2 separate regions of the Homo sapiens genome follow, and region 1 is linked to region 2. A link is a loop called in an ENCODE intact Hi-C map of the cell type or tissue named here. Cell type or tissue: Caco-2. All regions are shown on one strand. Each heading gives the region's core, and the rest is flanking DNA. Links, peaks and the distances in the headings are about the cores only. Region 1 overlaps CCDC152 (coiled-coil domain containing 152). Region 2 has its middle 43 kb from the start of SELENOP.

Region 1 (2,932 bases), core at 328-2,827, 84 kb after region 2:
ATCTATTGAGGTGTTCATGTGTTTTTTTCTATTCATTTTGATAATAAATAGAAAACACATGGTGTATCACATTGATTGATCTGTGTATACAGAACCATACTTGCATCCCAGGGATAAATCCCACTTGGTTAGGATATATGATCTTTTTAATGGGCTGTTGAATTTTATTTGATAGTATTTTATTGAAGATTTTTGAGTCTGTGTTTATCAGGGATATTGGGATGTAATTTTCTTTCCTTGCAGTGTCTTTGTCTGATTTTGGTGTCCGGGTGATGCTGGCCTCATAGGATGAGTTTGGAAGTGTTCCCTTTGCTTTTATTTTTTGAAAGAGTTTAAGAAAAAGCGGTATTACTTTTTCTTTGAGTGTTTAATAGAATTCCCATGAAGCCACCTCATCCTGGGCTTTTCTTTGGTGGGAGATTTTTGATTATTTACTCAATCTCCTTATTTGTCATTGGTGTGTTCCGACTATTTCTGACTCAGTTTTGGCAGGTTGTATATTCTTAGGTATTTGACTATTTCTTCTAGGTTATCCAGTTTGGTGGCATATAGTTGCTCTTAATAGTCCCTTATTATCCTCCTCACGCCCCCTAGGATTTCAGTTGTATCGTCTTCTCTTTCATTTCTGCTTTTATATATTGACATCTTTCTTTTTTTTTCAGTGTAGCCAAGCATTTGTCAATTTAGTTTATTTTTTCAAAAAAAACAAACTCCTAGTTTTGTTAAATTTTCTGTTGTTTTTTATTTTCTATTTGATTGATTTATCCTATAATCTTCATTATTTCTTTCCTTTGAGTACCTTTGGGCTTAATTTGTTGTTCTTTTTCTAGTTCCTTGAGGTGTAAAGATAGATTACTTATTGGATATATATATATTTTTTCCTTTTAAATTTAGGCTTTACAGCCATAAACTTCCCCATTAAAATGTCTTCTGCTGTATCCTATAGGTTTTGGTATGTTGTGTTTTCATTTGTCTCAGATACTTTAAAAATTCCTTTGGTTTATTCTTTGACTCAATGATTGTTCAGGAGTGTGTTTAGCATTTTTGCCTCTTCTTTTCAACATAGTGTTGGAAATCTTAGAGCAATTAGGAAAGAGAAAGACATAAAGGGCATCCAAATCAGAACAGAAGAAAATTATCCATATTCGCAGATGACATGACTATATACTTAGAAAACCTATTAGAACTAATAAACAGATTCAGTAAAGTTGCAGTATACAAAATCAACATATAAAAATCGATCACATTTCTATATACAAATTACAAAATATCTGGAAAGGAAATTAAGAAACAATCCTATACATAATGGCAATAAAAATACTTAAGAATTAACCAAAGAAGGTGAGAATCTTGTACACCAAAGAAGGTGAGAATCTTGTACACTGAAAGTAATAAAACATTGATGAAGGAAATGAAAGAAGACACAGATAAATAGATTAGAAGAATATTATTAAAATGTCCATACTATCTAAAATGATCTGCATATTTAATGCAATCGCTATCAAAATGCCAATGACATTCTTTACAGAAGTAGACAAAACAATCTTAAAATCCATATGGAAACACAAAAGACCTCAAATAGCCCAAGCAATCTTGAGTAAAAAGAACAAACCTGGAGCCACTGCACTACCTAATTTCAAAATATATTATAGAGCTACAATAATCAGAACAGTACAGCACTGTTAAAAAAAAAAAGACATGTAGATTATGGAACAGAATAGAGAACCCAGCTGGGTGTGGTATTTTAGTCACAAGGAAGGGAAAAGTTGTTTTGAGCCCTGGCATTGAAATAGGAGCATGAGTGCCCCTTTTTAACACTCCAAATTACAGGAATCACATATAAGATCAATATTTTATCTCACATATATAAGGTGCTTGTTTTAAAATAAAGGCAGAGGTCTAAGATGAGAAATGCTTATTTGATGTGAGTTTTATGTGGAAGGGGCCTTTAAGGCAATTTAGTCTAATCTCTGATATAGTAGAAGAAAATCTCACAGCCATCACAGCTGAGTCAGAACAGCACAAAATACTTGGTCTGTTTTGTGAATGGTAGGCCTGTTTGATTAACATGATTGTTACAGATAAGATAAGCTGAATGTGTTGACTTCACTTGCACAAATATAGTCTTAGTCTATGACAAAAAAATTAAATGGTAAACTATCACTGTGGTTTAAATAAAAAATTATGGTTTAACTAGTAATATCCACTCTTCAAAACTGAACACAAGATTATTAAAGACCAAGAATGCTACTGAGAATAAATAGAGTTCTAAATTTTTGAAGGTAATAACTATATGACCTATGTAAAACATCCCTTTATGTCACTATCAGATAGAACATGACTGAATTGTTCTGTTCAGGATAACATTTCTTATTTCATAATCATCTAGGAAAGTATTTTTAAGTAGTAAGGAGTCCTCTTTTAGCTGACAAATTGAAATTTATTATCAACCATGTAAAAACTTCCTATTTTTAAAGGTGCTCAAATACACAATGCTTTTTTAGATTTTACTTTTTTTTCTAACTTACCTTTCAAATTCTGTTGATATTCAATGGTCTGTTGTAGCCCTTTTATTATATTATGAAGAGTAGCACATTCTGAAATATAAAAGATAAATTTATTTTAAAATCCCTTGCTTTCATTTTGGAATTATTCTCTCAGTTGAAATTATTAAAATAAAATAATATTTAAGCCAGGCATGGTGATGTGTGCCTTGTAGTCCTATTGACTCAAGAGGCTGAGGCAGGAGGATCACTTGAACCCAAGAGTTCAAGGCTGCAGGGGGCTATGCTCATGCCATTGCACTCCAGCCTGAGTGACAGAGCAAGACCCTGTCTCTAAAAATAATAATAATAATATTTAATTTGAAATTACAAGATATTAATAAAGCAGCCAAGCACCTTAAATAAAATTATATAAAGGAAAAATATAA
Region 2 (2,932 bases), core at 242-2,741:
AACCCTGTCATTCCAGGTTGCATTTTTTCCCTCTTCAATCTACTTTTTTAAGCTGATAGACCACGATGCATTCTTTCTAAATTAAGAAGTGGGGAAATTTGCTGTTTGCAAAATTACTAGCTCTGAGTCTATAGATGCTCCAATGCAACCTTCAGGGTCAAGCACTTTGGCAGTGCCAAATAGTTTGTTTCTGACTAGTGTAGACAAGCATTTAGACAGCACATAACTAGCTTTGTGAGCGTTGCTTACACAAAACACCTGCCACCAACCCTCTCTGGCCATCAGTGTCCTGTCTCAGAGAAGCACAACTTCTTTGTCATAGACCCTGGGCAATTTTTAACCACAGGAAAAAGCTTTGCTACTTCAAGGCTGGTCCTAAGACTAGCAGTGTTGATATCACCTTTGTTAGAAATGAAGAATTTCAGGCCATAGCACAAACCTACTTAATCAGAATCTCCATTAACAAGCTCCCTGTGTGATTCATATACACATTAATGTTTGAGAAACACTGTGTTAGATACAGGTACCCTAGGTGACTTCTCAAAGTCCTCTCCAGTCTAGTGGTTCTTTGACCCAATGGCAAATGATCTGGGCAATTTTGATAATTCTGATGGGGTGTGCCTAATCACATTAGTGATGTTATGGCTTTTGCTAAGGCTGTTATAGATGATATCAACACACAAGATCTGCCTTAACACACCATGAAATCATGCAAGGTATTTGTCTCTGAAGATCCCAGGGGCATAAGTGCATTAGACAGGCACAGGCTGGACATGAATACCACCCAGGAGCATGGCTCCTAGTGCCAGATGCATTATGCTTATGCTATCCACAGTGATTAAATCAGGTGGCTATAAATTGTGATGTCTTAATGAGTGATACTTTCAGATCTTCACAGATAACTTGTTTTATTCTGTAACCTCTAAGGAACGTAGATATTATCTCATAGACTGATGATAATGATGGGTCCAAAATTTGATTTTCAACTTTGTCACCTACTAGTTACTAAGTACAAAAAAATCTGATTTTTCTAGGCCTCATTTTCTGTAAATTGAAAAGATTAGACTGATAATCTAATCTAATCTTGTTGTAATCCATTAAAACAAACACACCTGTGGCCAGACAGAGTTAGAGTGATAATCTATTTTTACAACAGCTATAAAGCATGATCGCATGTACACTGTGTATCATTTTATGATAATTAACCAATTAGACCATAAAAATGGTGAACCTAAACTGACAGGGACTTGGAAAGGAATTTGAAAGATTGCTAAGAATACTCTTCCAGGATAATTTAAGTGATAACCACAAACTGAAAGATGGAGGCCACCATGACCTGCTGAGACAGCTTGTGACTGAAAACTGTTGTTTGAGCTTGACTCATGTGCTCAAAGTTCAGATCCTTAAAGGGACACTTCCCCTAAAGAAACAGAAAACAACATAACATTTAATTTTGCTTCTGGAGGAGGCCAGGGCCTACCTAGACAAAACTGAGCTTTGCTAGTTCAGCTTCTTTATTTAATGAAGGTTCAGTAATTATGGCATGTATTATCAAGCAAAATCTTTCTATTGAAAGCACCAGAACTTATTCTTTCAAAACAATATTTAATTGTGGAATATATAAAAAAATACAGAAAGTAATAACTAGATACCCATATCTATTAAATTAATAAATACTAACATTTTGTGATATTTCCTTTAGATTCTTCATTTTTTCTCTATAGAAATTAATTATACCTACAGTTGAAGTCACACTCATTCTTACATCCACCCCAAAACTATGATTTTGAAGTAGTTTGTATTATTCCCTTGAATATTTTTGACACTTTTACACATATTTATGTATCTTAAATAATGCATACAATCATTTTGTTTTAATTTTTCAAGGATGCAATTTGTAGCAGATGCTAAATTCCCTCAAGCCACTGGATTTTAGGGAACCTGTAGGGGACAGTTGCATGAATGCTGCCAGGTCCCCTTCAAGCAATTTTCAGTGAATCTCTGCTCTTCTACATCAGGGTTTTCCCTGAAGACCTGGAAGTTCCTTGGCTGCACAGGCACAGACTACAACTGTGGAGGAGTAATACCAGGAGCAACCCTGAACTAATGAGCAGCAGAGTCAAGGGATAAATTTTCCAGGCTCTTGTTCTCTTCATGAAAAGTTATGAGGCACAGTCCATACTATTCCTTGGAGATCCCAAAGCAGGATAGTATCACAGTTGCTCAAAGAGGTAACAAACACAATAAAACATCCTGTATTTGCCTTGCTTCCTTCCTTGCCTCACTCTGTTTGCCCCTTTGCTCTGTTTCCTGGGATAACTTCCCAAATAAACCACCAAGTCCATATCTCATTACTGAATTCTCTAATTAGTTCAAATACTTTGGTTACAAATCATTGAATTTTACTGCAGTGTGTCCAAAAATGTGGTATGATTGTTACTGATGCTTTCTGTTTATTGAGACTGGTTTTGTGACCTAGCACATGACTAACTTTTGCTAAATGTTTCATGTTTGTTTGAGAAGGAGTATTCTCTAATTATTGAGTGCAGACTTCTATATATGTCTACAAATCAAGTTTGTTAAATTTTTTGGTTAAAATCTTCTATTAGGTTTTTGTCTTCTTGATACATTTCTGAAAGAAATGTGTAGTTGTAGATTTATCATTGTTTCCTTTTCAGTCTGTCAGTTTTGATTTTTATATTTTGAGGCTATGTTGTTAAGTTCATACAGCTTCAGGGTGGGTATATCTTTGTCTCAAACAATACATTTTCTCCTAATGTATTTTGTCTTCTACTAATATAGTTTACTCAGTACTTTTTCTGTTCTAACTTTTCTCATCCACTTTCTCTCAAACTTTCTGGTGTAGTTATGATTTAATGTGTCTCTTGTGATTGTCAATCCAGAAAAATGATGAGACAAGTCTCAAGCATTT

What was found. Hi-C counts contacts between places; a loop is a spot of excess contacts. Peaks named below come from ENCODE experiments on the same cell type or tissue, not always from the same donor. Only the 100,000 strongest peaks of a DNase experiment are listed, where the experiment ranks them.
Region 1: it touches region 2 in a loop (12-fold over the local background); 2 of 110 quality-filtered maps call a loop at or near these places.

The regions. Positions count from the first base shown.
Region 1 is chr5:42,769,262-42,772,193 of GRCh38, reverse strand. CCDC152 (coiled-coil domain containing 152) reads right to left here. Exons shown (of 9, transcript NM_001134848.2): 4 at 2,529-2,597. Among named protein-coding and RNA genes, the nearest start is that of CCDC152, 14 kb to the right of the region's middle. In Caco-2, for the core only: no CTCF peak of the experiment used is centred there; no DNase peak of the experiment used is centred there.
Region 2 is chr5:42,853,332-42,856,263 of GRCh38, reverse strand. No RefSeq gene overlaps it. Among named protein-coding and RNA genes, the nearest start is that of SELENOP, 43 kb to the right of the region's middle. In Caco-2, for the core only: no CTCF peak of the experiment used is centred there; a DNase peak (open chromatin) is centred at 1,333.